7 separate regions of the Homo sapiens genome follow, and all the other regions are linked to region 1. The links are chromatin contacts, found by Hi-C or POLR2A ChIA-PET in ENCODE. All regions are on one chromosome and are shown on one strand. The core of a region is the stretch at or near the end of the contact, and the rest is flanking DNA. Distances in the headings are between cores, read along the strand shown.

The links. A loop is a pair of places that touch in the nucleus more often than their neighbours do. ChIA-PET counts read pairs that join two places held with the same protein, here RNA polymerase II (POLR2A). Pooled maps may share reads with other maps.
Region 2: a loop to region 1 is called in a pooled map, with 2.7 times the contacts of the local background. The contact joins two enhancer-like sites. A Hi-C loop is called at or near these places in 4 of 168 maps with a recorded cell type or tissue (A673, CD8-positive, alpha-beta T cell, Calu3 and 1 more), 3 of 37 single-sample maps with no recorded cell type and 10 of 50 pooled maps. POLR2A ChIA-PET finds 5 or more read pairs at or near these places in 5 of 52 experiments (OCI-LY7, SK-N-SH, activated T-cell and 2 more).
Region 3: a map of IMR-90 shows a loop between it and region 1 (10-fold over the local background). The contact joins two enhancer-like sites. A Hi-C loop is called at or near these places in 2 of 168 maps with a recorded cell type or tissue (CD4-positive, alpha-beta T cell and IMR-90), 7 of 37 single-sample maps with no recorded cell type and 10 of 50 pooled maps. POLR2A ChIA-PET finds 5 or more read pairs at or near these places in 3 of 52 experiments (B cell, activated B cell and activated CD4-positive, alpha-beta T cell).
Region 4: a map of MCF 10A shows a loop between it and region 1 (22-fold over the local background). The contact joins two enhancer-like sites. A Hi-C loop is called at or near these places in 2 of 168 maps with a recorded cell type or tissue (Calu3 and MCF 10A), 1 of 37 single-sample maps with no recorded cell type and 5 of 50 pooled maps. POLR2A ChIA-PET finds 5 or more read pairs at or near these places in 2 of 52 experiments (activated CD4-positive, alpha-beta T cell and activated T-cell).
Region 5: a loop to region 1 is called in a map of thyroid gland, with 4 times the contacts of the local background. The contact joins two enhancer-like sites. A Hi-C loop is called at or near these places in 4 of 168 maps with a recorded cell type or tissue (MCF 10A, gastrocnemius medialis, mammary epithelial cell and 1 more) and 10 of 50 pooled maps.
Region 6: a loop to region 1 is called in a pooled map, with 3 times the contacts of the local background. The contact joins two enhancer-like sites. A Hi-C loop is called at or near these places in 3 of 50 pooled maps. POLR2A ChIA-PET finds 5 or more read pairs at or near these places in 3 of 52 experiments (PC-9, Panc1 and activated CD4-positive, alpha-beta T cell).
Region 7: a loop to region 1 is called in a pooled map, with 2.7 times the contacts of the local background. The contact joins two enhancer-like sites. A Hi-C loop is called at or near these places in 1 of 168 maps with a recorded cell type or tissue (CD4-positive, alpha-beta T cell), 1 of 37 single-sample maps with no recorded cell type and 5 of 50 pooled maps. POLR2A ChIA-PET finds 5 or more read pairs at or near these places in 1 of 52 experiments (Panc1).

What each region holds. Positions count from the first base shown.
Region 1 is chr15:85,294,777-85,298,259 of GRCh38, forward strand. No RefSeq gene overlaps it. Among named protein-coding and RNA genes, the nearest start is that of MIR7706, 84 kb to the right of the region's middle. Within about 2 kb of position 1,980, at least 3 of the 41 ENCODE cell types and tissues checked have a DNase peak (open chromatin) inside an H3K27ac peak, as active enhancers do.
Region 2 is chr15:85,748,729-85,752,211 of GRCh38, forward strand. AKAP13 (A-kinase anchoring protein 13) reads left to right here. Exons shown (of 37, transcript NM_007200.5): 37 at 1-627. Among named protein-coding and RNA genes, the nearest start is that of LINC02883, 8.3 kb to the right of the region's middle. Within about 2 kb of position 1,892, at least 23 of the 41 ENCODE cell types and tissues checked have a DNase peak (open chromatin) inside an H3K27ac peak, as active enhancers do.
Region 3 is chr15:85,688,340-85,691,822 of GRCh38, forward strand. All of the region lies in intron 16 of AKAP13 (A-kinase anchoring protein 13), which reads left to right. Among named protein-coding and RNA genes, the nearest start is that of LINC02883, 69 kb to the right of the region's middle. RefSeq lists enhancers at 3,161-3,210, 3,361-3,450. Within about 2 kb of position 1,577, at least 31 of the 41 ENCODE cell types and tissues checked have a DNase peak (open chromatin) inside an H3K27ac peak, as active enhancers do.
Region 4 is chr15:85,666,368-85,669,850 of GRCh38, forward strand. It overlaps AKAP13 (A-kinase anchoring protein 13), which reads left to right. Exons shown (of 37, transcript NM_007200.5): 14 at 3,355-3,463. Among named protein-coding and RNA genes, the nearest start is that of LINC02883, 91 kb to the right of the region's middle. RefSeq lists an enhancer at 1,721-1,890. Within about 2 kb of position 1,809, at least 22 of the 41 ENCODE cell types and tissues checked have a DNase peak (open chromatin) inside an H3K27ac peak, as active enhancers do.
Region 5 is chr15:84,953,868-84,957,350 of GRCh38, forward strand. It overlaps a transcript of SLC28A1 not described here. Among named protein-coding and RNA genes, the nearest start is that of PDE8A, 26 kb to the right of the region's middle. Within about 2 kb of position 1,649, at least 3 of the 41 ENCODE cell types and tissues checked have a DNase peak (open chromatin) inside an H3K27ac peak, as active enhancers do.
Region 6 is chr15:85,645,022-85,648,504 of GRCh38, forward strand. It overlaps AKAP13 (A-kinase anchoring protein 13), which reads left to right. Exons shown (of 37, transcript NM_007200.5): 10 at 797-933. Among named protein-coding and RNA genes, the nearest start is that of LINC02883, 110 kb to the right of the region's middle. Within about 2 kb of position 1,615, at least 4 of the 41 ENCODE cell types and tissues checked have a DNase peak (open chromatin) inside an H3K27ac peak, as active enhancers do.
Region 7 is chr15:85,561,735-85,565,217 of GRCh38, forward strand. The region is part of intron 5 of AKAP13 (A-kinase anchoring protein 13); the gene reads left to right. Among named protein-coding and RNA genes, the nearest start is that of AKAP13, 180 kb to the left of the region's middle. Within about 2 kb of position 1,882, at least 4 of the 41 ENCODE cell types and tissues checked have a DNase peak (open chromatin) inside an H3K27ac peak, as active enhancers do.

The sequences.
Region 1 (3,483 bases), core at 730-3,229:
GGATTTTTTAATACCAAGAATGTATTTGGGCATTCATACAAGAATAACTTCAGTTTAAATGAGAAAAGTTGGCTAGGTGCAGTGGCTCACACCTGTAATCGCTGTGCTTTGGGAGGGTGAGACAGGAGGATTCCTTGCAACATAGCAAGACTTTGTCTCCACAAAAATAAAAAATAATTAGCCAGATGTGGTGGCACATGCCTGTAGTCCCAGCTACTTGGGAGGTTGAGGCAGGAGGATTGCTTCAGCCCAGCTTTTCAAGGCTGCAGTGAGCTATGATCTCACTACTGCACTCCAGCCTGGGCGACAGAGTGAGACCCTGTCTCAAAAAAAAAAAAAAAAAAAAAAAAAAAACAGAGAGAGAGAGAGAGAAAAGGATGGCACAATAGTTTCTTAGTCTTAACCACACGCGTTAACAAAAATAGTAGGGTCTATTTTATTTGACAACACCCACCAAAAGTTCAAGTTCTATTAGTTTTCATATACTTAAAAAAAATGTTTCCCTCGGAAACATCACCTTGACATATCTTGGGGGAAACATAGAACGTGGAGAATTGTTTCTGTTGCTCTCCCCCACCCCACTCCATGCCAACATTCTGCATCTCTGTGCTGAACATCAGGGAGCCACCGGCCTTGTCAGCCTTCACATTAGGCCTGCCCTCTCCCTGCTGCAGATCAGCAGCCTGTCTCGGCCTGTTGGAACTCTCCCTTAGTGTGTTGGAGACGTTGAGACATTGTGACAAAAGTATGGAACCAGGAGTCAAGGAAGCTTCAGTCCTGGCTCGGGCTACTTATTTTTTGTTCAAAGTTAGCTTTTCATTTAAATGTCTGTGTTTCTGTTTCCTTGTTTAAAAAATGTTATAATATATGGCTATCGTAAAGTTGTTGCAAAAACTCAAAGGAGAATACAGACATTTAAGATAGTCTGCATGGGCCGGCATGACGGCTCACGCCTGAAATCTCAGCACTTTGGGAGGCTGAGGTGGGAGGATTTCTCGAACCCAGGAGGAGGCTAGGCTACACTGAGCCATGTTCATGCCACTGCACCCCAGCCTGGAGCCTGGGTGACAAGGCAAGACTTTATCTCAAAAAAAAAAAAAGACTTTTTTTTTTTTAAGTTCTGGGATACATGTGCAGAACCTGCATGTTTGTTACATAAGTATCCATGTGCGGCCGGGCGCGGTGGCTCACGCCTGTAATCCCAGCACTTTGGGAGGCCGAGGCGGGTGGATCACGAGGTCAGGAGATCGAGACCATCCTGGCTAACACGGTGAAACCTCGTCTCTACTAAAAATACAAAAAGAAATTAGCCGGGCGTGGTGGCGGGCACCTGTAGTCCCAGCTACTCGGAAGGCTGAGGCAGGAGAATGGCGTGAACCCGGGAGGCGGAGCTTGCAGTGAGCCGAGTTTGCGCCACTGCACTCCAGAGCCTGGGAGACAGAGCGAGACTCTGTATCAGAAAAAAAAAAAAAAAAAAAAAAAGTATCCTTGTGCTATGGTGGTTTGCTGCACCTATCAACCTGTCATCTTGGTTTTAATTCCCGTATACATTAGGTATTTGTCCTAATGCTCTCCCTCCTCTTGCCCCCTACCCCCCAACAGGCCCGTGTGTGATGTTTTCCTCCCTGTGTCCATGTGTTCTCATTGTTCAACTCCCGCTTATGAGTGAGAACACACAGTGTCTGGTTTTCTGTTCCTGTCTTAGTTTGCTGAGGATGATGGTTTCCAGCTTCATCCACGTCCCTGCAAAGGACATGAACTCATTCTTATAAAAAAGACATTTAGTCTTTGGGAAATAAATACTGAAGATTAGCTTCAAATGGACAGTGGTTTGGATGTGATTCTTGCATCTCTGACTAAATCGTAAACTTATCCAAGTCATTGTCCACTGTGGCTCCCACAAAGCTTTCAGGCCTGTCTTCCTTGGTGATCTTGCTTTGATGTGCTATGAAAGACTGTCCCAGCAGATGGCAGAAGAGAACTGAGTCAGGAAAAACCAGCCTGGGTATTTCAGTGTGCACTGTGCACTGGGTAAAGCTTCTGCACCTTAATGTCCCTGCCGCGGTAGCGCTACACGTCGACTTCACAATCGCTGCTGAACTTCCCTAATAAAGGTGGGTCAGCAAAGGCGTGAGGGTTACCACTCTATCCAAACACCATGTCACTGAGACTCACTTAGGAAGAACATTCATTTCCTGAGTACTTCCGTAGTACTGGAAACGGGGATGAATACAAAATAGTCCCTGTCCCCACAGAATTCATAGTCCAGCTGAGATCAAATAAGGACAGAACAATTTGCATTTTGCCGGGCTGTCCTCTAATGACAATAATTTCCTGAATGTTTTCAGGTTGCCTGTTTTAGCCATATGTTCTTCTCTGGCCGCTTCTCTCCAGCCCCAGCCTCAAGTCCAACTCATGATCTCTGGCCTAGGATACAGCAACAACCTCCTAAGGGAGCTGCCTCTGCTCTTATCCACCTCCAGTTTATTCTCACCGCATAGACAAGATAATGTTTTAAAAATGCAAATGCGATTACACTGTATACCACCTACTCAAAAGATCTAATGGCTTTGTATTGACCTCATAATAATACCCCTGCCCTTAATCTTACTTAAAAGGCTTTTTGTGATCCGATCCCTGTTTTTCTTCTCCTAACTTATCTCACCCTCTCCTCCTGCAATCAACTCAAGAGGCTGACTTTCAGTTTCCCAAATGATTTTTATCCCCTACCAGATTTGCCCAAATTGCTTTTCTCTCTACCTAGAATGCCTTAAAACTAAAACTCACTCCCTCCCATCTACCCATCCTCCTTAACTTGGCTAACTAGTATTTATTCTTCTGCTCTCAGGTTAGATATCCTTTCTTTTGGGAAACTATCCCTGACAGTATAAGGCTGGGCTGAATAATCCTCCTGAGTACTCCAGAGCACCCTCTGCTTCCATTCCCCTCGCATTTACCGTATTTCTTCGTAATGAGTTTGCGTATCTTCCCCTGTCTACTGTAAATTCCTGGCACATGAGGACTTCCTCTCGCACAACAATGTATCCCCATTTCTTGACACAGTTCTTGGTACAGAGCCGCACTCGATCAAAACTTATCAAGTAAATGAATAAATCAATCATAAAACACAATTGATACCATCCAAGAAGTCATAAAATTCTTGGGGCACAAGGTCTTAGGAGAGTAGATCTTTCTGTGTGTATCAGCCATATCCCTTTTTTTTTTTTTTTTTTTGAGATGGATTCTCTCTCTGTCACCCAGGCTGGACTGCAGTGGCACTATCTCGGCTCACTGCATCCTCCACCTCCCGGGTTCAAGCGATTCTCCTGCCTCAACCTCCTGAGTAGCTGGGACTACAGCCACCCCCCACCACACCCAGCTAATTTTTCAATTTTTAGTAGAGATGGGGTTTCGCCATGTTGGCCAGGTTGGTCTTGAACTCCTGACCTCATGATCTGCCCACCTTGGCCTTCCAATGTGCTG
Region 2 (3,483 bases), core at 642-3,141, 450 kb after region 1:
AATTACTTCTCCATCTCACTAAGGGTTAAAGGCGTGCAACCCCCCACTGGCTGTGTCCCCTGCCACCGAAGTGAGTGACCTGCCCTACAACCAGGTGGGACCACCTGTGCTGCAGTCCGGAGGGGCTTCTGCAGGAAGCACTCACCCCCCACACCTTCCCCGGCCTGAGCTTCCCCTACCTTTCGTCACCACCTGAGGGCATGAGCACAGGCCATGGGGCGTGCCTGGTGAGTCTGCCTGTGGTTCAGGCTTAGCCTGTGGTCTCCTGTGTGCTGCTGCCCGCATGGGATGCGCAGGGGAGGCGTGGGGATCCGCAGGAGGGTGGTTGGGATACACCGGATACCTCTGCTCTCATTGCTTGTTTGCAAATGCTCTATGGACATTTGTGTGCTAAATCCTATTAAATAAAAAAGACGGGTTAAAACCCAGATGCTGTATATTCATTTGTAATTATGTATAAAGTGAAGCAGTTTTAAACTGTAAAGATTTTTTTCAGTGTGTTTTCTCGAATTTTGCCACAACATACTGGCTTCGTATTTTATTTATCTTTCTTTCTAGTTACCAGCTTCAGACCCTTGTAAAGTCTCCCTCAGCCCTTTCAAAAAATAATAAATTTCCTGTGAAGTTCTGGTTGGTGCTGTGACTTATTCCTATTCCTGATTCCTGTAGAAGGGATACTCCCCATCCACCCCCATAGCTCTTGAGGAGACGCCTTATGCACCGAGCAGCTGCTGGGGACGCATTTCACTCTCTCGGAGTGGGACCCAAACCCAGAGAGTGACTGATCAGCCCTAAAGTCAAACAAACAGTTTATGCCAAGAGCCAAAACTTCCTATTTCCAGATAAATCAATACAGTGAACAGGAACTTTGCTATAGAGCCTGCGACTTCCCTTAATGTTAGTTTCTCTCTCTTCGCTAACATTCTCCACCCCGTCCCACCCCCAAACTAGAGCAACTGCCAGAAACTAATTCAAGAAGAAAGATCCTCTCTGCTTGTAGCTCCCGGCTGATTCACTGGGTCTGATCCCGGAATGTCGGGGCTCCCCTGGAGACACACAGGGCTCCAGCTGTCACTGGCTCCACCAGCACAGCCTGTGCCTTCCATTTTTAGATTAGATTACTAGCTTCCTACTCTTCCAGGTCTGCGCTTTCTGGACCTATAGGAAGACCCTTAAGTCCAGCTGGGCCTTGGAGAACTGTGCCGCTCGCAGTAATGCAGAGAACCTGGGCAAAGCTGCCTGGAGTCCCCGCTCTGCCACTTCCCAGCTCCCCGCCCCTCCCTGACAGTCACCAAAAAGAAAGTCCTGGCCAGGCGTGGTGGCTCACGCCTATAATCCCAGCACTTTGGGAGGCCGAGGTGGTCGGGTCACTTGAGCTCAGGGGTTCAAGACCAGCCTGGCCAACATGGTGAAGCCCCGCCTCTAGTAAAAATACAAAAATTAGCTGGGCGTGGTGAAACCCCATATCTATCTACTAAAAATACAAAAATTAGCCAGGCGTGGTGGCACATACCTGTAATCCCAGCTACTCGGGAGGTTGAGGGAGGAGAATTGCTTGAACCCGGGAGGCGGAGGTTGCAGTGAGCCGAGATCGTGCCGCTGCACTCCAGCCTGGCAACAGAGCGAGACTCTGTCTCAAAAAATAAAATCCTGCCCAGCTGCCAAGTGTCTTTCCTTTCACCACGAACTTGGAAGTGCACGGGTTTCTTTGCAGAGTCTTGTAGCCCTGGTGATAGCTGCCTCCCCATAAGCCAGTAAAACACTGGTCTTTTTTCTCTCGCTCACTGCTCTTGGCTGTCACTGCTGCCCTGGCGGTCTCCTCCCCCACAGCAGCCATCCTGGCCTGGGTCCGCGGTGGCCCTCATCCACCCAGACACCCTCAGCAGGGCAAGAGGAGTGGTTCCCATGGCCTCCCTCCTCCGCTCTCCACCGCAACTGGTTCTGAGCCAGGGACAGGCTCTGTCTGGGAGGCAAGAAGAGCGAGAAGATTCCATTCTCTTCCAGAACAGCAGAGACACAAAGCGCAGAGGGCCCCAAGAACACTAGCCAGCCATTCAGTAGGGGCTTAAGTCTCTGCCCACTCCTAACGGATGCTGCTGTGCCCAGAGCCTCTGCCACAGCACAGACTTGACCGCCAAGTGGCTCCTACGAAAGTGGCCATTTTCCGTTTGAAGGTCCCTCATCCCCAGGGAAAGCCCGTGGCCTAGGGGCGGCCACCTGTGAACTAGCAGGAGATGCTGTCTGCAGCCACAGCCCTGCCGGAAAAGAAGTGGGAGTCGCTGATGCTGCAAGACAGAGACCTAAACCGAAGTGTGGGGAGGACACTAGGAGGCCCCAAAAACCAAAAAGCCAGGGAGGAGCTTGGGAGGAGAGGAGGCATGCAGCGTGCAAGCCTTGCGATTTCCTTGGAAGCAGCCACAGAAGCAGAGGGCGGGCGAGCTGAGCTGCAGATTGTTAGACCTCAGACCTGGAACTCCCTGAACTCCCTGCCTGGGGGTGACAACCCCCTCATCCAGCCTCTGCACAGCAAGAAGTGCCTCCCCAAGCCCCCCACCTCCCCGTCCCTGCCACAGTTCCTGTTCTTTGGAGTCTTCGGAGACTCCTTTGTCCTTAAAATTTGACTCTGTTTCTTCAGGGGCACAGTGGCAGATCATCCAGAGGGTCCTGGAGCAGTCCAGTTCCAGCGCCGTCCTGCCACCCCTGTGGGTGTCCCCCCGGGCCAGAGAGGAGTGACAAGTGGGAGGAAGTGGCATGTGCCCTAAATGGGGAGGATGTGGGTCCCAGAGCCCCAGCAGCCTACCCCCTCCACCCCAGTTTGGGGCCCTCCCTTGCTGCCTGCCCGCCCCTGCCCCTTCCGCCATCCCCAGCTGCCTTTGGTATCCAAGTGACAGCCTGGGCCCTTCCCACCCCCGCTAAGGCCTCCTCCTTTCATATGGTAATGGCTTGCTCTACACAGCCCTAGTCCCACAGATGTGTGGGCTACCCCTCTCTCCCCATGCCTTTGGGAAACTTTCTTCTTCCTGGGAAACAGAATCTGGACCCTGCCGAGGACAAGGACCCCGGAGGCCTCAGTGGGAGAGTTGTGGGGAGGGGGTCATAACAGGGCTTCTTGGAATGGACCAGCTGGAAGCCAGCCTGCTTTTCTCTCCCTTCCTCCCTGGTCACTGCTTCCCTTTGAGCTGTCCCTGGACTTCCCACCCCACCCCCAGCTTCAGAGATTGAGGTGGCGGTTGCCTGGACAACCTCGGTTCTTCTCTGCGGTCCAAAGGAGAGGGCTGCTGGGCAAGTAAAGCAGGGCTGCCTGCCCTGAGGAGCCTGGAAGAGGGGCACACTGGGGTCCCCTCTGTCGTGGAGGAGTATGGACAGGGGCTGAGGGGGCCACGCGGAGGCCCCAGGATGGGCACAGACTCCAGGACTGCCGCTGGTAGCCGAGTGGCCAAGCTGTTAAACCTTTGTCTCCATTTCCTTTTTCAGAAGGGTCTG
Region 3 (3,483 bases), core at 327-2,826, 390 kb after region 1:
AAAATTATTTTTTAAATAGATGCTGTGAGAGACCGTCTGATCCAATTGTTTTATTAATCTACCATACAATAAAACTAGACCTACATCTTTTAAAGGAAAAATTTAAGCATCTACCGAATATAATATTAAAATGCCACCTGTAACTCTTAGAGAAGTGTCTAAGGATTATTTGAAAATGTCTGCTTTCCTTTTGCATGATATATATATCTTTATGAAAATAGGTTATAGTGATTAACCTAGATATATTCCATTCAGTTGTATAATTGTGATGATAAACAGTTCTTAAACATGTCCAAAGAAGCCAAAAGCCAGTAGGCAGTAAACTGTTCACATTCCTAGGAGGGTAACATATTTTGTCTGGATCACTGGGTTTTGTATATAAACTTAAGAAATTGAGTCCTTGATCCTATGTCCTTTTGAGAATTATCACCGACTGGCATAAGTGATTAGATTAGATAAATATATTGAATGTGTTTGTGGAAGATGAGAGGGGATGCTAAACAGGAAGTATAGCAGGAAGACTGGCAGTTTCTGCTTTTGTCTTAGTATCTTTGAGAGATAGTGCTGTTTCCTGCTAAGTAATTTTGCGTGTTACAGAGTATTTAAACACTCATATGCATGGTGTTCGAGTTCACAAAGGGAGTGTGGAATGACCCTCTTCAAACCATCCTATCACACTGGTTTTCTTTTTTCTAAACCACAGTTACTTTTGCACCAACCTAATACTAAGCTTTCCTCTTTGTAGACAAACAAGAGGTGGTTAGAAATGTTTTAGACAAATCTATTTGATTTGAAGTAGGTATTTTTGAGTGCACAGGTTAAATTCCTGCACAGCTGCAAGTATACTACATGACTTTGTAACAGGACATTCAGTTACAGCTCCTAGGTCCTGTGGTCTGTATAAAAAAGAGCTGTACCCATAGGCCTTTCAGAAGTGCCTCCTAGAGTAGTGTTTACAAAGACTTAATTTTAAATGTAATTCTCATTCCTTCTTTGATTAAAGATCTGTAACATGACAGTTGTTTGATCATATCATGTTTTCACAGTTGTCCAGAGTGTTCTTTTTATTGTAATTACATGTATAAAGGGGTATTTTTGGAAAAGTGAAGAATCACCTTTGATAGTGTCCTAGTGCAGTTGTTACCTGCATCTATCCCTGTTAAATACCGTTAGCCTGTTTCTCCAGCACACAGCTAAAGCATTTTGCCAGTTGTTAAACATGGAAAAGTCAAACTTCAGAAAATAACTAGTCACCACTTTACACCAGGCAACTTCACTGAAAAGTTTTCTTATGAAACTCACTGCATTTTACAAAATGAGGAGTCTATTTTAAAATAGGTAAGATGTGTTCCTTAACTTCCCGTGTAAAAACTTGGCCTCAAACCTTGCTAGAGTTCTTATATTGCTGCTTAAGCACTGTCCACACACACTGTTTTTGGGGGGAGTGAGGTCTCGTTTCATTTCCTGTATCCTTTGTAACAAGGGTTGTTGGCTTTAGCAGCAGCATTCAAACAGTTAAGACTGTCTTAAGGAAACAAGCAGCCTCAGCCCTCCCTCCTTCCCTTTCTCAGCCAGTCTCTGGCTTCCTCTTACGATTTCACTAATGGCAGCTCAAAGCTGCTGAGCTCTGCCCTGACGGCATGCGCCCCCGCTTCTGTGAGAGCACGCTTCCTGGCATGGGGGTCGAATCATGTCGATAAAATGGGCTCGGTTTCATGAAGTACCCCACATAACAGTGAGATTCATAGGACCAAAGCATGGGGAGGTAAGAGCCTGACTTCTTTAAAGCACTAAATTCTAGTAAACACAGAAAGAGCCAGTGGAGTTGGTTGTTTTGTTTTGTTTCCATCCTGGGAAGAACTAATTTGGATTGTTGCAAAGGGAAGCTATTTCTTATTTATTCAGGTTTGAAGAGCATTGCAAGGCTTGAGAGGATAAGCTGGTTGCCATAAAAAGATTTTTTAAACGATTGAAGTATAATTTAACTTTCCTGAGCAAAAAAATCAGATGCTTTTCCATTTAACATTTTATGCATGGAAAAACCTTTAGCAAAATTTAGTTAAAAGAAAGAAATTATTTGAAAAAACCCAAATTTAGTTGTTGATTATTACTAAAGTTTTATGTACTTTAGTGATTACCAATTTTCACTCAGAACAGCTTCCTGTTTTGTAAAGTGAAGGAGTTTTTCTCCCTTCCTCTCTCATTATTTTTTATAGTTCAAAAGTGTAGTAATTTGGCTCTTAGATGTTCATTATATGTATTTGATTAACAAAAGACTTCACATGAATCATAGATCTAGCAATTATTTACCATTTCATTACAGTGGTTGGGTTCTGAACAGAAAGTCAGAAGACCTGGGTTCCCATTTTGACTGTGCTGATCATCTGTTGTGTGACCTTTTGCAAGTCAACCAACCTCTCCAGTCCCTGGCAGCATAGTGCAGTGTATGAGAGCTGAGCTTTACAGTCAGCCAGATCTGAATCTTAATTTCAGCTTGAGCAGTTATTGGCGTGTGGCCTCAAATGCATTATTAAACATCTCTAAGCTTCAATCTCTTCAGATGTAAAATGGAGATAATACCTAGTATTATCATTGGGTTGTTGTGAGAAAATACATGTAAATTGCTTACTACAGTGCTTAGCACGTAGTAACTGTTCAGATTTTTAGCTGTTATTTATTATCTTTATCCTCTACGTTGTAAAATGGGAAGCATAATGCTCACCCTGCCCACTTCAGAGTTATTGAGTCAGACGAAATGATGTATGTAGAAGACATTGATTCAAAATGTTAAGGCATTTAGTAGTTGTCATGATCACTGACTTGGGACACCCATTTTCCTGGAATTTTTTTAGGACATAACAATGGTATTGACAATAGGTAAAACCTCTTACCTTGTGAATGGTAGGTCTTTGTAGTCCAGTTGGTTTGAAAGGAAATTATTTCATTGATACTGATAAGCCAGCCAAGTACTCTGCCAAACAGTGCTTCTAAAGGACCTTTTATGGAGAGCATGGTTATATCCCCATGGTCCTGGCCTCCTAAGGATGGTGTCCACCTGAAATGTCCCTGACTGCTTTAGATATTTCATTAAGGACCCACCACTCATCAGTAGTTCTTCAAGTTTTCAGTGTTTGAATTCCTTTCCGTTCCTCTTCATGACTGTGTAAGCTTTGACAACAGCCTCTCTTAGATTGAGGCTTGATGTCATATGAGTCCTCTGCTTTCAGTCTGTCTCTAGAACATTTCTGACATTCCTGCAGTATTCTTAAGGTGACATGGCCAACTTAATCTGGCACTTAGAGCTCCTGACTCTCAGCCCAGTGCCCCCACTGTTCACCCAGTCTCATGTCTCATTTGCTGGTGTCCCCTGTGCTTTGTACCTAGCCCGGTTTTGGCCTGCTCAGTAAGTAGAAGCACCTGGGCAGTGGCTGGGCACACAGGAAGCACAAGATGAGTATCAGTTTCTGTTGCCACTCTGACAAG
Region 4 (3,483 bases), core at 559-3,058, 370 kb after region 1:
GAGTTTTTTTTTTCTTGTAAATTTTTTTAAGTTCTTTGTAGATTCTGGATATTAGCCCTTTGTCAGAGGGGTAGATTGCAAAAATTTTCTGCCTTCTGTAGGTCGCCTGTTCACTCTGATGCCTACCAGAATTCTTAAGAGAGCATCTATGCTCCCTGCCTTCTCTTTTTAAAATTTTATTTATTTATTTACTTATTTAGAGACAGGGTCTCACTCTGTCGCCCATACTGGAGTGCAGTGGTGCCATCACAGGTCACTGCAGCTTCAACTTCCCCAGTTCAAGTGATCCTTCTGCCTCAGTCTCCCAAAGTGCTGGCATTACAGGTGTGAGCCACTGTGCCTGGCCTTTGCCTTCTCTTTATCACCATCTAATCATCTCTTAATTTCTGCTGCTACCAGTCTCTTGAAACTCCTGTCTTGAAGGTCATGGATTTCCATGTCAGCCAAATCAAAGTGACTTCTTAGTTCTCATCTTCTGGATGTCCTCATTATCACTTACCACTTTTGACAATCCCTTGGGGAGCTTTTGAGTTGAGAATTCAAATTATTTGCTTTTATATCATTGTACCTCACTGCAAGTCTTTTCTCTTCCTCTTGGGTCAGAAGACTGATTAATTTACGAAAGCATTCTGGGATGCATCTTATTTCCTCCAAATGAAACACTTACAATTTAAAAAAAAACTGTTTTTGAATAGATGACTGGAGTTTGAGGCAAGAATCTAATGATACATTTCTAATTAAACAAAAACATTGACAACCTCTTCCTTGATTTGCTGAGTAGGACTTTGTGTAGAAGTTTAAATTTTTATTGCATCCTACTATGAAGCACTAACATGACCAAATATAAACTTGACACTGAAGGATTATCTTAGTAATTATTGTAACACTTATGCTTGTGTGAGACCAGACAAATAAAGAGATTTAGGCATAATGAAAATCAGTTGAAGAGTGAATTTTGCCCCTTTTAAAAATTTTTCTACTTGTTCTGATACTTCAGAAGGAGTTAGAAAAAATAAGAATATGAAGAATATGCTTGTTGAAGCAAGTGATTTAGATTTACTCAGCCTAATGGTAACAGAGAAAGGAAGAAAAAAATAGGAACAATTCTTGGATGGCTACTGAGCACAGCTTTGCTAAGGGTAAATAAACAGTGAAAAAATCTTTAAAATAAATTGCATTTCAAATTTATAGAATCCTTTGGAAATCATTTACAAGATGAGGTAAAATACCAAAATTGTGGATTTGTAAACAGAATCATAGGCCAAGACTGACATATCCCTTCAGATTTAGCTCCAGCTCATTTAAATGACTTGCCTAAGGCCGTGTAAGTGGCTATTAGCTGAACAGTATTAAACTCAAGAGTTCCTGGCTATTAATTTCTCTGCTTTTTTCCAGGTTTTTGGAGTAGGTGAGTTTTCAAGGAGGAAATAAGAATGATTTAATTTTCTTAATATTATTTATGTGATACCTTTTCTAAGATGGATATTTCCGGGAATTTGACAGATAACCCTGCATTTTAGTAAGACGTTACTACTACTGATGTGTTTCTAAAATGGACTGTCTTTCTGAAGTGGACTTTCTGATTCAGTCTTTCTAGATAAAGTTGTTGTTTTAGTGCCTTGCTATGCTTAGCCTTCCTGGAATCTCTACTTACCCATAGTTTTTATCTTGTATGGAACCTCAGAGTAGGCATTTGAGCTGCTTGTTTCACTCTGATCTAGACGAGTTGCCTGTAGCCAACTTCCTGTTAAAAGTCTCTGCCTTTCACTGAGGTCATTTTTTAGACCTCACAGTTGTATTTGAAACATAGCAACTGTTTGCCTCAGCTGCCATGGTTACACATGAAACAAGCTCTAAATAATCAGAAGTCTGGCCTAAGTGAGTCAAGTTCATGCTAGTAACGGATTTTTCACTGCTTCCCTTTCAATATGTGAGTCATAAGGAGGCAGATTTCATTCTGTGAAGGGAAAGGATTAATGATAAAGTCAGTTAACAATTGGAATGGGCTCTTATCACCAGAAGTGTGCTAGTGGACACTAGATGACTGTCTTTCAGGGATGTTGTACCAGGAACTTCTGCAGGTGGTTGGATTACATGGTCTCAAAGCTGCTGTGAATTTACTGAGAGAGTTAAATTATCAAATTTCAGTTACCTTTACGTTCATGTAGAATCACTATCATCTTAGAAGAGGATAGGGAAGAGATTTAGGCTTCTTTCCAGATACACTGTTGTTTTGTTTGTGATCTTAAGACACTTTACTTGAATCTCAATTTCCAATTATTTAAAATCAGAGGCCAGGCCTGGTGGTTCACACCTATAATCCCAGCACTTTGGGAGGCTGAGATGGGTGGATCATTTGAGCCCAGGGATTTAAGACCAGCCTGGCCAACATGGTGAAACCCTGTCTCTACCAAAAATACAAAAAATTAGCTGGGCGTGGTGGTGCACCCCTGTAATCCCAGCTACTCAGGAGGCTGAGGCGGGAGAATCGCTTGAACCTGGGAGGCAGAGGTTGCAATGAGCCGAGATCATGCCACTGCACTCCAGCCTGGGCGACACAGTGAGACTCTGTCTCAAAAATAAAAATAGGCTGGGTGCGGTGACTCACGCCTGTAATCCCAACACTTTGGGAGGCCGAGGCAGGCGGATCACAAGGTCAGGAGTTCGAGACCTGCCTGACCAACATGGTGATACCCCATCTCTACTAAAAATACAAAATTTAGCTGCGCGTGGTGGCGCGCACCTGTAATCCCAGCTACTCAGGAGTCTGAGGCAGGAGAATTGTTGGAACCTGGAGGCAGAGGTTGCAGTAAGTAAACCAAGATTATGCCTCTGCACATCAGCTGGGTGACAGAGTGAGACTCTGTCTAAAAAAAAATAATAATAAATAAAGTAAAATCAGAATACTATTACTGATATTCTACTATATCTGTATGAAGAAATATTTAGATTTTCAAAGAACAAGTATTGTATGTAGTTTGATATTTCCAGTGAAATTATTTTTAAGTGATTATGCATCCAGCAGATATTTATTAAGTACTTACTAAGTTTGAAACATTGTTAGATGCTATGAGGGATACAGAACCACTGTAAAGAATGGATACTCTAATGATCCCCATTTTACAGATGAGAAAACTAAGCCTCAGAAAAGCTAAGTAACTTCTCTGAAACTGAGCAGCTGTTAAGTAGCAGGAGCAGACTTTAACCTAAGTCTGTCTGACCACAAGGCCTGTGCTCTCACCCGCTTCTTCACTGCCTTATTTTACTATGTGGGTCTAATTATAAGGTTTTATGCTTATCTAGAAATATGAGAGTATATGCTTACAACGTGTTCTTCACTTTTTTACTTCACAGATATGTCACAGATCTAAGCAGCAGGGATTTAATTACTGTACATCAGCCATTTCCTCTCCATTGACAAAATCCATCTCATTAATGACAATCAGCCATCCTGGATTGGACAGTGAGTATACTACTTTTTAA
Region 5 (3,483 bases), core at 399-2,898, 340 kb before region 1:
AGCTTAGGAGAAGAGGAATGTATGGGCACCAGGAGGGATGAGGGTGTAGCTGCAGGCAGCTGGGCCTGGGGACTTCATGACTCTAGGGCTCTGCCTACCGCTGAGTTCCTGCTTTTGTTGTGTTTGTGTCTTCCTGCACTGTGACCTCCTTCTACTGAATTGGATTTCTCCATAAGACTGGACCATGGCCATCAGAAAATCATGGGTTCATATATTAGCTTGTTTTCCTGATAGCTAGTTGTGGCAAAGAAAGCAAACCTCCAAGAATGTGATTGATCTGTCAGGGACGTGTGCCCTCCTCCAGACCCATTGTTGAGGCCTAGAAAATGGGATAGGGTGATCAGTGTGGCCTGGCTCTTCTGCCCACCCCTGAAGCAATCACTGTGACCAGGGAGGTAGAAGCTGGCAGCTCCTATTTGAACAGAAAGGGAAGGAGGAGCAGTTTCCCACGAGATCGGGGGTGTTGTTTCCTGATGAAAGCAACCATTCTTTCCATTTATCTATAAAGATTTCAAATGATAGCATATCTTCAAAAATCTGAGATAATAGAAATAATGGAAATGTAGCGCTTGAAATAATTTAGGGAAAAAGGGACTAACGTTTTCTGAATGCTTATTGTGAGACAAGTTATTTGCATATGCTGTCCGTGTAATCCTTAAAAACAAACAAACTATGTGAGGTAGATATTATTATCCCCATTTTACCAACAAGGCAACTGAGACGTGGAGAAGTGAAGTGGTTTGCTCAAGGGCACACAGTTCAGCGGCTGAGCCAGGTTTTGAACCCAGTTCTGTTTGGTTTTAATGCCAGATACTTAACCATTGTAGCACGTTGGCTTCCTCATTGATCTGCCTAGTAAACAGGTATATGATATGTGTAAAATACTTTACATTATTTTTATTTTAATTAATAATACTGAGTCATTGTGGTATTTTTATGACATGGCTGCAAATTTTCTAACACTCCTCCCATGAAGCAGTCAGATCTATGTCCTCTCCCTGTTAATCTGGGCAGGCTTGTGACTGCTTTGAGAAAGACGGCATGGTAGGAATGATGCCATGTGACTTCTGAGGCTGGGTCATGAAAGCCCAGGCAGTTTTGGTCTTGTTCGCTGGGACACTCACTCTTAGCACTCTGACCCACCACAAAGAAAGAGTTCTCCCTGCTCTGTGGCTGCCACGCTGTGAGGAACCCAAGTCATCTGGAGGAGTAACATGTAGGCACCAGGTCAACTGTCCCAGCTGAGCCCAGCCTGCAAGTCATCATAGCCCAAGTGCCAGACACGAGCGAAAAAGCCTCTGGGTGGTTCCAGCCCACAGCCATTCGAATCTTCCCCACTGAGGCCTCAGACATCATGGAACTGAGACAAGCCATCCCCTTTGGTGCCCATCTAAATTCCTGAGACAGTGAATCCGAGAGCATAATGGATGGTAGTGGTTTTATGCAACGGGTTTGGGATGTTTATTCCATAGCAACAGATAACTGGAAGAGCCTCAGAACAGCAATCAAAGATGTCTGACCGTGAAGCATCTGGAATACAAGAAGATGAAACTGAGGAACGCTTTGCATCAGTAAAGTAGCAAAGTCATGATTTTTCCCAATACAGAAGCTCTTGGAACACTCGCGCTGCAGTCTCCCTTCTTCCACCAGGTGGGGTGGATGCATTGGTGGCTGCCTCCACAGCAGTTCCTCACGGAGCAGTGGAAGACTGGGTTTCTTTGGTTCAGCGGGACTGTGGCTGACCCCACCCCAGCTGGGATCCCTGGCTGCGAGGCTGCAGAGCACAGAGCCCCAGGAGGGCTTCGTTTTGGCTGCTGCTGGGAGCCTCTCCCTTTTGTGGGGGAGGTCGGTGCCTCTGAAGGAGGATAGAATCTGAAAACATATTCTCCTGGCAGGCTCTACCATCCCACTGCACTCCTATCAGGGTTGTGGACAGGAGGAGTCACTCTCTGTGTAATGCAGCCCCCTAGGTGCGGCTCAATTTTCCCTCCCATTGGACCTGAGGTAGGGGCATTGACCCCAGCCTTCCTGATCAAGGGATAGGATCCACAGCGAACCCCCAACTTCCTCCTTCCCTCTCCACATTTCCTTTTTCCCTTCCATTCAAATCAAAGTACAACAGATACTTGATTTTTAAAGTCAAATGGTACCATAGTTATATCAGCAACAATAACAGGAAAACATTTCGGTAATTCCCTCCCCATCCCTGACTTCTCCCCTTCAAACTCTTTCAGTCATTTCTGTTACTTACATCCATATTTCTAAGTAATGCATCCATACTGCTATTTTCTCAAATTAGTGATTTTAGATAGTGCCTTTTTACTCCCCATTACAGAAGATGAAGCATTAACTCTTTCATACCACCCCATATTCCATTTGTCCTCCCTTTCTCCTCCCAACATGGTAATATACAACTTTCAGAAAAAGCTGTATTCCATTAATGTGTTTCTGTCTGATTATGGCTATAAGACTTGTGCATTGGTGAGCCATGGAGCATATTATCATTACATTTCCTATCTTGCGCATTTTTCTCTCTCCCTTCCTTCCTTCCTTCCTTCTTTCTCTTCCTTCCTTCCTTTCTTTCTTTCTTTCTTTCTTTCCTTCTTTCTTTCTTTCTTTCTTTGTTTCTCTTTCCTTTTTCTTTCGACAGGGTCTCACTTTGTCACCCAGGCTGGAGTGCAGTGGCACAATCATGGCTCACTGCAGCCTCAACCTCCCAGGCTCAAGAGATCCTCCCACCTCAGCCTCCTGAGTAGCTGGGACTACAGGCGCACACCACCACACCTGACTAATTTTTACTTTTTTTTTTTTTTTTTTAATAGAGATAAGGTCTTCCTGTGTTGCTAAGGCTGATTTCAAACTTCTGAGCTCAAGCAATTTTCCTGCCATGGCCTCCCAAAGTGCTGGGATTACAGACGTGAGCTACTGCACCTGGCCTCTTGCACATCTTGTTCCTTCTGAACATATCACCATAATTCTTCTAATTTAAGACAGTAAGATGTGCCATTTTTTATGTACCACTAAGAAAGAACACTCCCAACTAAACTGTGACACTCCATTGTTTGTAGGATGCATCTCCATATCAGAAATGTTAAAATGTGAAAAATTTATGCATTTTCAAATCCATATACCTTGTTTTTTTGTTTTTGTTGCTTAGATTTCTTTTTAACTGTCATTATTTCTTCCCAAATTTGTTAAGAAAATTATTTTTAATTTTTAAACAACTTTATTGACATATAATGATATACTATAAAATTACCCTATAGTGTAAAATTCAATGGTTTTTAGTATATTTAGTTGTACAGCCCATCACCAGAATCTATTTAAGAATATTGTCATCACCCGAGAAGTCATTCCCCAACTCCATTCTTTTGCACGTAGTTTTTTGTTTGTTTGTTTTGTTTTGTTTTGTTTTTTGAGACAGAGTCTCACTCTGTTGCCCAGACTGGAGTGCAGTGGCGCAGTCTCCACTCACTGCAACCT
Region 6 (3,483 bases), core at 365-2,864, 350 kb after region 1:
AGGTGTGAGGATTGCTTGAGCCCAGGAGGTGGAGGTTGAAGTGAGCTGAGATCATGTCACCGTAGTACAGCCTGAGCAACAGAACGAGAACTTGTCTCAAAATAAACAACACAAAACAGAAAAGCAAAGTTAATAAGAGAGAATACCTTGCTTATTTCAAGCTACTAAGTTTTTAGGCTTCCTCAATGTACAAAGGTAGTATTTCTGTCACAGACCCCTCCCTCTAGCTTGCCAGGGTCCCTGTTCTAGTTATTGAACCGAAAACATTCTAAATGATAAATTTTTCCACTTTGGCATATTATGCCCCCAATTTAAGAGCTATTTATGGTAAGAAAAGTTAAATTATATTTCTGTTATTACTCAGTAGAACCTATAAGTTTAAAACAAACCCCATCACATAGTTGCTAGTAAAAGACTTTGGATTTTGAAGACAAAAGAAAAAAAATGCCCTCACTACCATGAGGAAAGCATTACCATTCAGGTATCTAAATAGAAGTAGAATATGCTTCTAAATCATCCTTTTATCTTTCTGTACCTAATATAAACGTGGCAGATGCATGATTGTCCTGTAGGAGCTATTTCAACCTAGAATTGGAGTAGCAGAGCTACTAATTTGACTGTGTCCTTTTATAGCTTCTTAATTTTGAAAAAAAGAAATAAGGAGGGAAGGAAGAGAAAAGAGTGAGAGAGAGATTTAAAAGACTGGTTGCTGGGGTGAAAAGGAAGTGGTTCTTTTTGTTTTTTGGTTTTTTTGTTTTTTTTTTTTCAATATTGGTGAATAAATTCTCTTTTTCAGAATGTGAGAACTTCCTGGATGTTGGACTGGGCAGAGAGTGTACCTCAAAACAAGGTGTACTTAAAAGAGAATCTGGGAGTGATTCTGACCTCTTTCACTCACCCAGTGATGACATGGACAGCATCATCTTCCCAAAGGTACTGTGTGGACCTTCCTTTCATTTTTGTCACACGGCTTTTGTGTTCCTATTTGGGCTTCCCAAACTCTTTTCCAACTTTTTCCCCCTCTTGTGCTCTCCTGTTTCCCTAAATATGTAACTCCTGCTAGTAAGTTGTGATCCAGCTAGCCTTGTAGGGCCTCACTCACTCTGAGAGGCATGTAAATGTTCTTTGGAGAAGGAAGCGCCAGATTACCAGGGTTTAGAAAAAGGCACTGGGCTGGGCATGGTGGCTCACGCCTGTAATCCCAACACTTTGGGAGGCTGAGGTGGGCGGACCCCTTGAGGTCAGGAGTTCGAGACCAGCCTGGCCAACATGGTGAAACCCCATCTCTACTAAAAATATAAAAATTAGCTGGACGTGCTCACTTGAACCCAGGAGGTGGAGGTTGCAGTGAGTCAAGTTCGCGCCACTAAACTCTAGCCTGGGTGGCAGAGCGAGACTCTGTCTCCAAAAACAAAAAAAAGGGAAAGAAAAAAGCATTGGCCAAAGTTATTTAATGTGAAATTGTGGCCAGTTAAATACAGATTTTGAAGCTCACTTGGGAGTCAGAAGAAATGGAAGTTCCTTTAGAATTAATTAAGTCAGATGACAGTGAACACTTCTCAGTGGGCAGCAAGGACCGCAGCTCAGACTATATGATGTCATATTTATAAACCAGCTGTAGAGTCATTTCTGGTTAATGTGTTTAGGCCTGAAGCTTCCTGCTGAGTGTGGTCATATCACTCATCCTCATCTAGCCTGCCTAATTGGAACTTTCTAGATCTCTGCAATAGAGCCCTTCCACATGAATCAGCTCACATTTGCATATAATTGGAGGCTGCCTAAGGGAGGTGGGGAATGGGGGTAGTTTGCTTTCTTTTGCTTATATTTGTTTCTAGTGGCAGCAAGTTCTGTTTTGCTCACCTGAGAAGAATAGAGGGCTTTCCCCACAGCAGAGATGGCAAATGCTACTCAATTATATGCCACAAGTGGTTTTCTTAATGGTAAGGAGGTGAAGAGGCGGAAACACTGTTGCATCTACCAACACGGTTCCTTCTAGTTTTATAATGAGCTCGGAGAAGTGGTGAGAGCAGTTGTGTTAGTGGGTGATTAGGTTGTCCAAGATGGTGAATGATGCTGTGTAGAAGTTACAAGAATAGGCCGGGTGTGGTGGCTCATGCATGTAATCCCAGCACTTTGGGAGGCCAAGGCGGGTAGATCACTTGAGGTCAGGAGTTCGAGACCAGCCTGGAAATGGTGAAAACCCGTCTCTACTAAAAATACAAAAAAATTAGCTGGGCATGGTGGCGCGTGCCTGTAACCTCAGCTACTCTGGAGGCTGAAGCAGGAGAATTGCTTGAACCCAGGAGGTGAAGGCTGAAGTGAGCTGAGATCACACCACTGCACTGCAGCCTGGGCAACAGGAGTGAAACTCCATCTCAAAAGTAAAAATAAAATAAAATAGAAGTTACAAGAAAAGAGACCTAAAGATTTGGGAATCAGGAGCATATCAGTGCCTCTGTGAATGTACCCTGTGTGCCTTCCTTTCATTTTTGGCCTTCCCTGACTTTTTTTTTTTTGAACTCATTGTCTTCCCAAGGTCTTTGGAAAGACTTATTTAATATGATGCAAACTTAAGGATTTCTATCATTGTCACTCATAGTGACTTGACAAAAAATTCTATGAAGTAAAAACTCCACATTTAGGACCGGGCGCAATGGCTCACGCCTGTAATCCCAGTACTTTGGGAGGCTGAGGCGGGCTGATCATGAGGTCAGGAGATCGAGACCATCCTGGCTAACACGGTGAAACCCCATCTCTACTAAAAATAGTGGTGGCGGGCACCTGTAGTCCCAGCTACTCGGGAGGCTGAGGCAGGAGAATGGCGTGAACCCGGGAGGCGGAGCTTGCAGTGAGCCGAGATTGTGCCACTGCACTCCAGCCTGGGCGACAGAGCGAGACTCCATCTCAAAAAAACAAAAAACAAAACAAAAAAAACTCCACATTTAGAAGATCTGCCTTTCTCTTTACTTAGGAAAAGAGAAATCAATAGTTTTATGTTATTTTATTTTTTTTTTAATAATATCAGAATTTAGGTAATTTCCACTGCGACTTTCGAGGTTTTAATTGTAAGGAATTCTGTTCCCCGCAAGGGGAATACCATTCTGAAGATATGTGTCGCTAAAAACATACTGAGATAAACAGATTAGATAGTATCTCTAAGTTCCAGCTTTAAAATGGGATCATTGATAATCATTGAAACTAGGTCATGGATATACAGAGATTTGTTAAACATTTATATATGTTTGAAAATTTTAACGTAAAAAGTTTTTTAAAAATGGAAGTGTCTTTGTTAAGAAATACTTCCTTGCAACCTCCTAGGTGCATGACAGCTTGTGCCTGGATGTTACCATCTCTGCAGACTCAGAGTTACTTCTGGTCACTTAATTGAATGGTTTTCTTAGCTAAGGAGAATTAGAATTTTCTATATTTCGCCGTCTTATTTTCCCAGAACCATTTACAAAATTGCTCATATAAATGGCCTGT
Region 7 (3,483 bases), core at 632-3,131, 270 kb after region 1:
TAGTATTCCAGAAGTTATGGACTCATTGAGAAAGGGAGTGAAGTAGCCCCTCAGGATGAAAAGCAAGAGAAAAATGACCATAGACGCCATGGACTACTAACTTCTGTACCCATATCCATAGTACGCAATGATCTAGAACTTGCACACTAGTCTCTCAAAATGTGTATTTTTAAAATTATTTATATTTTTAGTTTCGTCTGTCTGCATTCTCTGCTACAAAATAGGCAGCAGAGGTAGGTTTGTGTTTTGGTTTAGATTGTTGATCCAAATGCTGGCTGGCTCCATTACTTAGTAGCTGTTAGGCAAGTTACTACATTTCTCACAACTTCAGTTTCCTGACCTGCAAATTACGGTAATAATATTCTCCTTCACAGAATGATTACGAGAGTAAATGAGATGATGTGTACCAAATGCACAGTTCAATATCTGATACATTGTTAAGCAGTTGATAAATATTAACAATAAAAGGAAGTGGTTATGTTGTGGAAATAGAAACCAGTATTTAATGAGTACTTACTAGTAGTATGCATATTAAGAATATATATCTCGGCCGGGCGTGGTGGCTCACACCTGTAATCCCAGCAGTTTGGGAGGCCGAGGCGTGCGGATCACCTGAGGTCAGGAGTTTGAGACCAGTCTGGCCAACATGGCGAAACCCCGTCTCTACTAAAAATACAAAAATTAGCTGGGCGTGGTGGCAAGCGCCTGTAATCCCAGCTACTTGGGAGGCTGAGGTGGGAGAATCGCTTGTACCTGGAAGGTGGTGGTTGCAGTGAGCTGAGATCGTGCCACTGCACTCCATCCTGGGTGACAGAGTGAGAATCTGCCTCAAAAAAAAAAATATATATATATATATATATATATATATATATCTCTGTCCTTATATCTTAATCCTTGAGCCTCTGTAAGAAAACTGCTGTTATCCCACTTTCCTTTTCTTTCTTTTCTTTTCTTTTCTTTTTTTTTTTTTTTTTTTTTGAGACTGAATTTCCCTCTTGTTGCCCACGCTGGAGTGCAATGGCGCGACCTCGGCTCACTCCAACCTCTGCCTCCTGGGTTCAAGCGATTCTCCTGCCTCAGCCTCCTGAGTAGCTGGGATTACAGGCATGCGCCACCACGCCCAGCAGGTTTTTTTTGTTTTTTTTTTTTTTGTATTTTTAGTAGAGATAGGGTTTCACCATATTGGCCAGGCTGGTCTCAAACTCCTGACCTCAGGTGATCCACCTGCTTCGGTCTCCCAAGGTGCTGGGATTACACGTGTGAGCCACTGCACCTGGCCCCCACTTTTCTTTAAACAGATAAAAAACTCTGGCTCATAGAAGCGAAATAATTTGTCTTAGATCAGACCATGGTATAAATGGGATTCTACTCAGACTTTAGCACCTGTACTTTTCCCATACCACACTATGATTTAGCCTCTAGGGAAGTCTCAGTTGAACATAATTAGATGAATTTGTAGTGAATTGGTATTTTTTTCCTCGTAGGAAAAGGTAGGTTGGTGTCAATTTTGTGAACAATATGGTGAGCAATGTGGGCATGCCATTTTCCAGCCTGTCGGAATCAATATTGTCCTTCATTTGAGTAGAATGTGCTTGTTTTTTTTTTTTTTTTTTTTTTTTTAAAGACGGAGAATGAGAATTTGGGCTAGGCAGTTTGTCCAACATTTTGTCAGTCTCTTCAACGCTCACTATTCTGTTGATCAATGTAGCAGATGGTGGACTTTGGAACTTTTTATCAGAGAATGTGTGTTGAGAAATGTTCTACTTGGAAGGAACATTCCTTTGACTCATAAAAAAATTTTTCTCTTAAAGACCTCTTTGCTCCTTGTTGCATTCAAATTACCCTGAATACTTCCTGCTGTGGGCACCGCATGAACTGTTCCTACAAAAGCCAGCCCTTTCCACTTAAAGTAGTGCAGCATTATATAAGGGGGAGAGCACAGGCTTTGGGAGCAGCCCAACCTGGATTCAAATCTATTACTTGTTAGCAATGTGCTAAGTAAGAGGGTGCTAATATTTATTGACTGCCTACTGTGTGCCAGGCATTATTAAATAATTTATTTACTATCCTCATTAATTTCCACAACAACTTTCTTTGCTTTTTCACAGCAACCTTTTAAAAGGACTGTTACATTTTTTATAGGTCAAGATGCATGCTCAAAGAGGTTAAGTATCTAGCTCAAGTTCTCACTTCTTGTAAGTGGTAAAGTTTGATTTTGAACTGAGGTTTATCAAACTGCTAATGTATGTGGTATACCTTGAACAAATATGTTAATATTTCTGTTCTCAATTTCCTCATCTCTGAAACCGGAATACTACCACTTTGAAGGACTGATAAGAGGATTAAATTAGTGTACTTAAAATTTTCTGTCAGTATCTGTTTAAGTAGATACTCAAATAATACTAGTTTCTTCCCTACCTTTAGTAAGTAATAATAACAGAAGAATGAAGCAATTTTCACCTCTGCCTTTATTAAAATGTTTTACATTTAACTTTGTATTTTGAAAAATTTTGAACTCAGAAAAGATGCAAGAAACGTGCAATGAACTCCTATATATCCTTCATCCAAATTCTCCGATTCTTAACATTGGTTACATTTGCTTTATCTGTGTGTGTATACATATACATATATAGAATTTTACTGAAGTCTTTGAGAGTAAGTTGCAGAATCATGACCTTCTGTTCCTAAATATTTCAGCATATATTTCCTAAGAACAAGGACAGTCAATACAGTAACAGTGCATTTATCAAAATTAGTAATTTATCATTAATACAATAATCTAATATATAGTAGTTTATATTCTACTTTTCACCATCTGCTTAATAGTGTTCTTTTAAGTATTTTTCCTCCTGATCTGGATCACACACTGGATTTAGTTGTCATGTTTAGTCTCCTTTGCCACCTGTGCCTTTTGAGCCATTACTGCCACTACATTGGGTTGTATTAGAATTACTTCCTTAGATTATCTGTCTCTTCAGAGAGTGATGATCTCAAACCATCTTAAACGTTGTGAGTAAAAGAGAAGAATATTTGTACTCTTCTGCCCTGGAGTGAAATCCCAACAAATACTTGAGTAACTGTGTATGTCAAGAGATTGTGCTGAGTGGTGGAGATCAGCAGGTCAGGAGATACACGGTCCTGGTTCTCAATGGGGCTTCCAGATGAGTAAGATTGTTATAGTGCAGTTCAGCAAGTCTTGCTGAGCTCACAAGAGAGACTGCTCCTGGAAGTGTGCTGGAAACTAGATACAATTCAGGGCTCCCAAAGGATGTTTAAAAACAATATTAATTACCTCATGACAGGAAGATTGAAAATTTCAAGGTAATCATATTGTCAGCTTTTCATATCTTAAAGTCTGTTTTGAAATCGGGTTGAATGTGAAAATCTAAGAGACTTTAACACTGTCTGATGTAGTAGTAATGAAACAATGCCTGTACTGCATCATTGCCACAATTGGTGGTAAAGTACCATTTCGTTTATTCA